Regions from separate parts of the Homo sapiens genome. Here region 2 is linked to region 1. Evidence: chromatin loops called from intact Hi-C (ENCODE). Cell type or tissue: CD4-positive, alpha-beta T cell. All regions are shown on one strand. Each heading gives the region's core, and the rest is flanking DNA. Links, peaks and the distances in the headings are about the cores only. Region 1 overlaps SRGAP2 (SLIT-ROBO Rho GTPase activating protein 2). Region 2 holds the start of LOC105372873 (a long non-coding RNA gene).

Evidence for each region. A loop is a pair of places that touch in the nucleus more often than their neighbours do. Peaks named below come from ENCODE experiments on the same cell type or tissue, not always from the same donor. Only the 100,000 strongest peaks of a DNase experiment are listed, where the experiment ranks them.
Region 2: it touches region 1 in a loop (2.5-fold over the local background); 1 of 110 quality-filtered maps calls a loop at or near these places.

The regions. Positions count from the first base shown.
Region 1 is chr1:206,454,903-206,460,276 of GRCh38, forward strand. SRGAP2 (SLIT-ROBO Rho GTPase activating protein 2) reads left to right here. Exons shown (of 23, transcript NM_015326.5): 21 at 1-122; 22 at 3,721-4,045. Among named protein-coding and RNA genes, the nearest start is that of IKBKE, 13 kb to the right of the region's middle. RefSeq lists an enhancer at 1-446. In CD4-positive, alpha-beta T cell, for the core only: no CTCF peak of the experiment used is centred there; a DNase peak (open chromatin) is centred at 2,699.
Region 2 is chr1:206,142,290-206,147,663 of GRCh38, forward strand. LOC105372873 (a long non-coding RNA gene) reads left to right here and starts at 4,875. Exons shown (of 2, transcript XR_922477.2): 1 at 4,875-4,987. In CD4-positive, alpha-beta T cell, for the core only: no CTCF peak of the experiment used is centred there; no DNase peak of the experiment used is centred there; H3K27me3 peaks cover 619 bases.

The sequences.
Region 1 (5,374 bases), core at 129-5,128:
AGCCCCAAGTCTGAGATTGAGGTCATTTCTGAGCCACCTGAAGAAAAGGTGACAGCCAGAGCGGGGGCCAGCTGTCCCAGTGGGGGTCATGTAGCCGATATTTATCTTGCAAACATCAACAAGTAAGCTCTGCTTTTCATTTTCTGCTCCCCTGAATGACTTGCAACACCCAGCCTCACCCTCTGGCCTAACCCCCATCTCCATTCCTGTGCTGCACGTAGGGCTCCCAGCTCCCCCAGCCTAACAGTTTGCATGTGGTCATTGCTGCTGCAAGGCGGACAGGGCTGAGGATGCTGCTACAAGCCTCGGGGCAGGTCCAGGTCTCCAGCTAGCTGCCCTCGTGCTGTGGAAGGGTGCTTTACTGTGTGTTCCCGCAGTGTCTGTCCACCCAGACCTTTGTGGCAGTCTTACAGCTAAAACTTTGACCAAAGCTTTGGTCACTTTATGCAACCTGGTTTTGTACTGTTTCTCAGAGGTGCCTTCTTTTTTCCAATCCATACTCAAATAATAGTCTTTGATGTCTGTCTTCCTTGACCCGTGTTCGTGCAAAGATTCAGAGTCTGTGTGTGGCTTCTACTAGGCTGATGTTACACCAGGTGGGTTTATTGAGATATCATGTGTCTGTTCCTCCCCCTGTCCTGCATTCACTCCTGTGGAGGAAAGGAGGCCACGATGTCCCTAAGGAAAGCTTTGTCCTGAGCTCTTCATTCATTGGCTAACCCCTAGCTCCCTTTTCTTCTGCCCTTTCACACCAGGAGAAATAATTTTCCATTTTGTTCCTATTGCTTTGGCCTTTTGTATTATTCTACCCCCTTAGTCCCTTTGCAGATCCCCACTCCTGCTCAGCAGGCTCTTACCTCTGACCCCCAGCTTTCATTGTGGCTGTTAGCAACATCCTGGGGTTTAAACTCCACCCACGCCCGATCTGGCTGTCTAGAGGGATTCTACGCCTGCGTGCTGCCGCCTCCCCAAGAGGCATTCAGGTTATTGGAGAACTAATCTCATCTCAAGGGGCCAGACACCAAGTCCCAAAGCCTACAGACCTCTTTCCGCCAGGCCCTGAAACCTGGCCCCGTGCCAGCAGGATGACAAGCCCCAGGGCGCTCCTGATGAATATGGATTGGAGATGATGTACAGTTTTTATTCCCCTCTGGCTTTTGAGGAATGAAATGATTTGCACTTTGAAAACCTGTTAACCGTAGCCTCTGGACACTGAGACTGGAAGGAGAATAAAGGATGCTTGTTGTTTTTAAACTATACCAGGTTTCCCAGATCTCTTGGCTTTTTTCCACCCAGACGGTAGCAGGGGGAGTGGTTGGGGCACGTGGCTCTTTTCCATCTCTTTCACCCTCAAGTTAGTAAAGTCGTTTATTCAGATCACTTACTCAGTGTAGTTATAATTTAATTCAGACCAGTTAAAAAAAAATTGAGAAGTTTCTGTTTCCCTCCAGCACACTGCCCTGCTGGGAGGGCAAGCCAATATCAAGTAACTGTGGGCTAATCACATTTTTTTCCTTATTTACAATTCTGTGTTAAATTGTAACCCTACAATCAAAAGGTCGTGATCCTATAATTAACTCAGAAACCAAGGCGGGGTTGGTGGAGGAAGAGTTAGATAATTAGTTAAGTACATATTTTTAAGCCATCATATATTTGATGCCATTTGTGCATAGAAATTGTAGAGAGTAATAACTGAAATGGTAAACAGAAGAAGAAAAAAAAAGAGTATCTGTAGACAGTTAAGGTGGTTCCCTTGAACTCCTTGTTTGCTGGTGTCAGGAGTCTTGGGATGGGGTTCTTGGAGGACAAGCCTCATCACCTGGTGGGTGGGTGAGCGGTGGCCCCGGGGCATGTCTGGCCCTTAGAAGTGAGTCGGCCTTTGAGTCTTACCTCCTGCCCCCCACGCCACTCCTCCTCCCAAATTCCTTGAGTTTCCCGAGTGCCCAGGTTCTCTTTCGCCCCTGGGCGCTCACGCCTGCTGTCTCCTCACCTGGTCACCTCCTCATCTCCCTTCAAGACTCAGTCCGAAGACTTAGCTCTTTGGGGAAGCCATTCTGACATCCCTGACTTCCCCAGGCTGAGTGAGGTGCCCTTATGCTGCATTCCAAAGACACTTTGAATACCTTTTGGTACTCACGCTTCACTCAGATCCCCCACCAGATTGAGCTCCTTGAACCCAGGAACTATATCTTCCTTTTCTTTACATCCCCAGGGCCTAGCCTGGGACATGGCACACCACAGCCACCCCATAAATCTGTCTTCTCAGCAGTTTCAGCCCATGAGTCAGCTATCCTCAAGCAGAAAAAGGAAATCAGCAAAGAGCTATTAGGGTGTGGCACTTCCATTTAATTCTACACATTTATTAAGTATCTACTGTTGTGCCAAGCACTGCTGGTGTTTATTCAGAGATAAAAAAGACGAGGTCCCTGATCTCAGAGCTCACAGTCTGGCAAGGTAAAGACCCTATGGACAGGTAACTGACAGGTAGCATCAGATGCTCTGAAGGTACAGAGGAGGGAGGGGTCCATTCTTCCTGCAACTGGAGTTAGTGGTGCAGTGGTGCCAGTGCAGTTGGAGTTAGTGGTGCCAGGGAAATCCTTGCAGAGAGGGGGTTCATTTCAGCAGGGCCTTAGAAGACTCTGAGAACATCCTTTTTCCACTCGAGAGCGGCTGAGTCACAAGCCTAAAACTGCCGAGTGGACAGACTCACGGAGTGACTGATACATGCCAGGTCCTGGGCCAGGCCCTGCAGGCAGAAAGATGAGGAAGACCTCAGCAGTGAACAGGACTAGGACTGGCTTAGAGCACTGTCCCCACCTCACAGACCAGCTCCTTATCTTCAGAGTCTAACCCCTTCCCTCCTTCCACCTCAACTCCTGCCTCAGCCCCCATCTCTCTTAGATTCAAGATCAGAGCTGTTCAGCAGCCATCCAAATCAGAAGTTTCATTGCCTCTTAGATTAGACCTTTTCAGATCTGATTCCAAGACAAAATGAAATTATCCAGCAGCAGGCAACACCCATGTAACTGGGATTCTGCCAAGCCATTTTGTCTGAGAGCCCTAAGTGGTCTGAAACAAATTCGCCCAGATCCAGGGTTCAGCCCAGTGCTGGGTGACTTGGGAGTCATGTAGAGGTATTTCCACACTAAGAAAACGCACAAACTGGGCCCCAACTCTGCAGTGTTGCTGCCTCTTGAAAACTATTCTGCTCCATGCCTACAGAATAAGCAACAACAGCCTCTTGCCAGAGCCCAAAACAGTTACAGTCTTTTTGGAAAAAGAGTCATGCTAAAATTTAGAAAAGTTAACTATCCTCTTACCAGCAATCTTGACCTCTTTGGTGATGGTGAGACTTCTTCTCCTAGCTGGGGCCTTAGGTTTCTGTTCATGGCAGGTCACAGAAGGGGCCTTTCCATGAATCTCTTTCCCATTAGAAACCTTCGCTTAATCAGACATTTTTTCTGACAGCAACTTACATCTTGACAACACAAAGCCCGTGACCACCAAGTAAGTATCCATTTCTCCTTCACCCAGCTTGGGGGTGGCAAGGGAATGAAGACATGGAGAATGCAAGAGAAGATGAAGCCGAGGAGAGAACGAGTTCTGTGTCCCTCTCCTTCCGAAGTCCCTGGGTGCCAACATCTGCCCCCTCCCACTTATCCTAGCTTCCTTGGAGCCAGGGCTCCCTGATCACACTGCCCTTTCTGTTTGTGATTGAAGGCAAAGGAAGCGTCCAGAATCTGGGAGCATCCGGAAAACTTTTCGGAGTGACAGCCATGGGCTGAGCAGTTCCCTGACTGACTCCTCCTCCCCAGGGGTGGGGGCTAGCTGCCGCCCATCCTCCCAGCCCATCATGAGCCAGAGCCTCCCCAAAGAAGGGCCAGATAAGTGTTCCATCAGTGGGCACGGGAGCCTCAACTCCATCAGCCGCCACTCATCCCTGAAGAATCGGCTGGATAGTCCACAGATCCGGAAGACTGCCACAGCGGGAAGGTCAAAAAGCTTCAATAACCATCGGCCCATGGACCCTGAGGTCATTGCTCAGGTAACTGTGGGCTCCTGGACAGACAGCATGAGTCTACATTCATCACTACCACTTAGTGCCACCCACCTAATTATGACAGGACTTGAAACAGAATGATTATTTTGTATGTGATATACTGAGTATATGTCCACTCTGGACATGTGGACCCAATAAGACAGCTTAATAAGTGGTCTGCCTGTCCCTCTCTCCCCAGGAAGAACCTAAAGACAGAATAAAAGAAGCCTAGCTTCTTGCTCATACACTGGCTATTAGGAAGGCTGTTGTAATTTTTAAAGCCGGTATTAAGAGTATTTTGAAAGCCCAAGTTTTGAGTCTAAAGACCTTGGTAGACTTTAGTGAAACTGCCCGACTGTTGAGGATCAGGTGTAATCCTGGCCACATGTTTATATTGCTGTGCCCATCACCATCATCCCGATTCCTAAGGCTAGTCTCTGGTACCGAATGGGTAGATGATCAATTAAGAACCTGCACCTGGTTTTAAAGACCTAAAAAATACTCTGGCTGCAGAGAGCTCTGGTAACCAAAAGGATTTGCAGCCCAAGCCTCCAGAGGCTATGGAGATGAGCTCCCTGGTTGCAGGGTCTTCCTTCTGTGTATGCACCGCACTGATGACTCTCTGTTTTCCATGAAATATTAGAGATCCAACCCCACCTCTAAAAATCCGACTACCGGGGCCACTCCAAGCAGTTCACTCAGACGTCTCTCCCAACTATATAATTTTCATTAGACCAGGTAGGAACTAAGGGCTTATTGTTGCCTTCTTATCTCAACTGAGTTGAGATTCTCCTTACCCCATCTTCCAGGGGGTGATAGAGGCTGGGCATGGTCTCTCTTGGCTTAATTGTGGTTCTCTGCTTACGGAGATGTACCTGGCAAGCCCAGTATTGAGCTACAGGCCTGAGATGTCTTGCTTTGCTAGCCTTCTATTCTGTGCCTCTATTTAAGCTCTTGGCTGCAATCTGCCTTGCGCTACGGGAATCCTCCCAGCTCCCTCCTTGGCCAGGTGTTAATAGGAATGTCAGGAAAGGTAGACAGCTGGGACAGACTAGCTGTAGAGTGCGACTGAGGAGGGAGATGGAGTTCTTCCTGAGCATTTTAAAGGTTTGAGAATGTCATAGGGATGAGTGAAACTGAATCACTGTGAACAGAAAGCATGCATCGGTCTGTACGACAAAGAAACCTTAACCAAAGGCCTTCGCTTGGAATGTGTAAAATCTTTCCATGTGAACCTAATCCCAAGAAGAAATCCTGTGGTAGTTTGGGGGTGCCAGACACAGGTTTATGGGGAGGGAGCGGGGAGCTGGGAAGTCTCACTGGAAGGCAGCTGGC
Region 2 (5,374 bases), core at 307-5,306, 310 kb before region 1:
ACTAATGCACTTATCACACTTACTCAACTTGTCCGGTGGATCTGGTATTTCGATCAAAAGAGTTCTAAATAGTAGGGGGACCAACTGTCTTGGTTGCTGGGGAATGAGGGATTTCCTGGGATGTGAAACTTTCAGTAAAACAGGGACAGTCCCCCACAAACTGGGACAGTGGTCATCCTGCTAAAGAGTGTCCCATTTTCCTATTGCTGATGCCAACAAAAAATGACAAGGCGAAGAGTAGAGACAGCACGACCCCTTCTTTAAAGCAGTGATTATCGAACTTTAGCCTGCCTCAGAATCCCTTGGAGGGCGCAGGAAAGTGGCTTGACTAGAATTTCTGACTCAGTAGATCTGGGTAGGACCAAAGAATGTGCATTTCTAATGAGTCCCCACATGAGGCTGATACTGCTCGTCCAGGACTACATGTAAGAACCACTGCTCTAAACACTGGGTTCTTAGCTGCACATTGGAATCACCTGAAGACTTTTTAAAAAATGGGTGCTTTGATCTCACCCCTTAGAGGTTTTGATTTAATAGCTATGGAGGTATTTTTCAACCTTTCCAGGTAATTCTAATGTGCAACAAAGTCTGAGACCACTGCCCTAAAAGGCACTGAATTCAGGAAATGACTCGATTGACATTTGTTTCCTGACATTTGTTCATTTGACATTCAACATGTACTTGTTGAGCAACTACTATGTGCCATGCACTATGACAGAGGCTGTCTGGTTAGACTATATATGATCCCTTCCTCAAGGAGCTTACTGTTTCAGGGAAAACACAAGAAAAACAAGTCAACGAAAAATAATATACAATTAAAAATTGAGATAAGAGCCCTGGAAAAAAAAAGAGCAGGGACCTAGGGATCTAGGGGAATAAGGGTATGGGGAGAACTATTCTGGACAGAGATGTCATTGAGGATGTCTCCAAGATGACATTTAAGCCAAAACCAGAAAAATGAAGGCCAGCCATCCTGCGTATGGAGAGAAAAGCACTCCAAGGAAGAGAAAAAGTTCTCAGAACTGTCGGTCGGGAGGGGAGTGCTCCTGGAGGCAGAGAGCTGGGCAGGGCGACCTGAGACAAGGTCATGGGTGGGGTGGACAGGGCCACATCCCTCCTAGACCATGGGAACCAGCTGAAGTCATATTCTAAGTGCACTGGCAAGCACTGAGGGAGAACATTTCTGTTTTCATTTTATATTTGAAAGTATATACATTTTTAAGGCTGCCATGTGGAAAAGAGATTGGAAGCCTCTGAACCCAGGTTCTTCACCAAAGACAGATGAGAGCGAGGGATTCAGATGGTGACGAGTCATGAGAATGTCTCCCAAGGGTTGCTGAGAAGGGCTGCATGGGGTACACCGTGTGCGGCTGTAGCTTTCGGGAGAAGAACTGTGAGTGCCAGTCACATACGGTGGCTGAGTGCACGTCTCTTGTGCACTGCGTGGGCGAACTCACCAGATATTAAGTTACAGGCATCAGTTTAGCACCTCCACCTCTTTTCAGTGTGGACTTGGGCTGCAGGCTGTTCTAATGAGGGGCTGGCTTTACAGTTCCCTGTTAGATGAACTGGAGGTTCCAAGGCTGTCAGCCAAGCAGGGAAGTCCAACTCCAGGTCCTGCAGCCCAGGGATTCGGGACTCCCAGGTGCACGGCCATCTGCAGTCGCCCTTTGCATTGTGGGGGATTTTTAATCTGTTGGCCAGATGGAGGGTCGGAATAAATGGTTCTGGCAGTAACCAGACACCTGAGGTGGGAGGACAGCATGGAGGACGGTCTGTGGAAAAGCCTGTCCTGAGTAAGCAGGTGCAAACTCCCTCAGGACAAGAGAAGGGAGCTGTCTTGCAACACATACACGAACTCTTTGTCACTGTGAAATCCTTGCAGAATGCATTTGAGCTGAAACAAAATCCTCCTAAAGAGTACATTAATAGTCCTCATGAGGCCTTTCACAGCTAAGAACCTCCACCTGGTCCTAAACTGCATGCAGGGGAAGGAAAGAAGGGCAGGCCTTGCTTCAGAGTTTTACAGCCAGGGAAACAGAAATGGGGAGGAAGTGCAGGGCTGCCAGGGAAACGGAGACTTGGAGGAGGGCTAGTACTGCCTTAGGCTTAGAGGATGAGGACATCAGAGCAGATGCCTAGGCCCCTGTTCTCAATGCTATCCTAGGACCCATACATTGCCTCCCTTGGGGATAGGAAGGATTTTGTGCCAGAGGATGCAGCTCAAGAAACCTTATCTCGGGGTGGAAGTGGGGCAGGATTGCATCCCATGCAATAACAGGGCTAAGGCAGAAGAGAACCTGAAGCCTGCACTGAGCACCTCTGAGATGAAATCGCTGTGCACTGGGTTTAAATAGGGATGACACCAGGATCGTCCCTATTTAAGCAACATTCAGGGGAGATGAGTGAAGATGGGCCTGAAAAATGAGTCCAATAATGTTCTCAACAATAAATATTTACTAAGGGCAACCCATGTGCTAAGTACTGGGCTAGATGCCAGGAACAAGAGAGATCCTGACCTAGGTGAGGGAAAGAGACAGGGTAGCTACTTGGGCACAAAGGTTATATTTTATTTATCTCTGTATTATTCATGCCTGGCACTCAGCATATGGTTATTGAAAGCAATGACTTAATGACTTAATAAATTAACTGAAGCAGGTCTGGCTATCAGTGGGCACTCCATGTCTATTTCTAAACAAATGAATGTGTTGCTTCTACAAAGGACTCTGTGTACAAGATCTCTGGGAAGAAAGGTGGCAGATAACATAGGCGAGATGATGGAGGTTTGGAAAGAAAAGAATGTGGCAAGGATCAAGGCAAATAGTATGAGGAAAAAGAAAGAAATGTTGAAACTAGGGGCAGAGAAAAGCTAGAGAGGAAAAGAAATGTAATCATGGCATAGTGCATACTTATTCTGGGGTCAACAGTAGTTCAGGGTCATAAAAGCCTAGACATTATATTAGGAAGATGGAAGAGAAGAGCTGAGAAGCGTCAGTGTGTGAAAGAGTTACCTACCATTGCGGAAAATAAATAGATAATGTCCAAAATTGGTAAGTGAAGAAAAAGCACTAGAAGTTTATGTTTCGGGCATATGAAGGACAAAGAGTTAAAACGCGGTGGCTCTTGCCTGTAAACCCAGCAGTTTGGGAGGCCGAGGCGGACAGATCACGAGGTCAGGAGATCGAGAGCATCCTGGCTAACACGGTGAAACCCCGTCACTACTAAAAACACAAAAAATTAGCTGGGTGTGGTGGCGGGCGCCTGTAGTCTCGCTACTCGGGAGGCTGAGGCAGGAGAATGGCATGAACCCGGGAGGCAGAGCTTGCAGTTAGCCAAGATCGTGCCACCGCACTCTAGCCTGGGAGACAGAGAGACTCCATCTGGGGGCAGGGTGCAGGGAGCGGGGCGGAGGGGGGAGTGGTTACCCTCAGGCAAAAGGACAGGAGATGCCCTAAAAACTCCCCCGACTCTTTGGTTAGTCTGATTCCCTCCCCTGGCCCTAACAGCCTCCCCTGCTTAGATCCAAGTGGCAATAGGACCTGAGTCCCTTAGGCAGCCAACCCCACCCAAGCAGAAAGAAGAGACCAGGACATGAGCTGTAAAATGGAAAACAAGAACAGGCTTTTGAATAGAGAGGGATCGTGAGGCACCCCAGGCAGCTGTGAGGCTAACTTCCAAAGTCAGGATCTTTTAAAATGGTATTTGATTTTCTGGGTTGAATGGGACACTTCAACCAAATATAAAAATCTCTTCCTTGGGCAACAGCTGAAATAATGAAGGAAACCACAGGAGGGAGGAGGGGGTCAGGGCAGGATCAAAGCTAATCTCCTGGTTGCTCCTTGCTTAGATGGCTCGGTATGCCCCAGACCAATTCAGTCTCACGCTGCTCAAAGACAAGAAGAGGCTCTTAATAAAGAGAAGCATAACATAGAGGTAGAGAACAGAATGCCAGGGCTGGAACTGGTCTCAGCAACCATCTTGTCTGACTCCCCCTTTGCATGAAAAAGGGGGTGGTAAAGTTCAGTGGGATTGGGCCATCTGTCTAAGGGCAATAGAGGCAGACAGGACAGTCAGGGCAATGCTGTCAACAGACTTTGCATGTTCTGACTCCTGTCCACCTGTCTAGTTCTCTTTTCCCTGGCTACACCATTAACAAGAAAGATAAGCAGAACAACCATCTCTATAGTGAGCACTGGCTGAGAATCAGGAGACCTGGATTCCAGCCCCAGCTCCATAGAAAATCAATTGTTTAACCTTGGAAAAGTCACTTAACACTACCCTGAATTTTTTTACTTGTGGGCTAGATGGCATTTCAGGAGGTTCCGGTTCCACCCTCACAAGGCAGGTTCCAAGTTTGGAGAGAGAGATTTCATACTCATGTTATGCTCAAAAGGTCTAATTCAATACCTAGATCACCAAGGCGTACATATAGAAGCCCAGATTCCACAACTAAAGAATCAGGTTTTATACCTAGAGAGGCAGGATTCACATCAGGAGCTACTTTCCAACCCTGGAAAGTCAGGTTTCATAATTGGAAACCCAATTTCCATGTTTATAGAGCCAGGTTTTATGCGGAAGAGCAGAATATATATGCATAAAAAGGCAGGATTTACACCTAGGAGAGCTAAATATATCTCTGAAAGTCCATGTTTCATAAATGGAGTACAGGTTCCATGTTTATATGGTCAGGTTCAATGGCTGGGGATTGATATTCCATACACAGAGTGCCAGATTCCGTATCTGGGAGACCAGGTTCCATGCATGTAGAGTTGGCTTCTGTGACTCAAATGCCAGTTTCCATGCCCGGAGTTTTAGCTAGAGTGACAGATTCCACACTTGTAAGGGTATGTTCCATATTTGGAGATTGAGAATTCATATACACAGTACCAGTTTCCGTGTTTGTAGGGGTGGGGCTTATATGGACGTCCCAATTAATGAAATGCCTGCAAGTCTAGGTTTCATACATGGAGTGCAAGATTCCATGACGGTAAGGCCAGTTTTCATGGATGGAGTTTTGAGATTCCATACATATAATGCTAAGTTACTTGCTTTTAGGGCCAGGTCCCGTGGTTGAGTATTGAGGTTCTTATACAGTAAGTACCAATTTCAGCATTAGTAGTTCAAGTTTCACACTCAGAGACTGAGAGTTCATTCATGCATTGCCAGGTTCCATGCCTGGGGAAATAGGTTTTTAAGGCTTGGAGAGCCAACTTCTATGACTAAAACCCAAGGTTTCATGCCTGGAATGCCAGATTCCACATTTATAAGGCCACGTTATACTAGAAGATTGAGATTCCACACATGGGGTGCCATGTTGAATGCTCATAGGGCCAAGTTTCATGCTTTAAGTATATAGATTCTATGCTTGGAGATT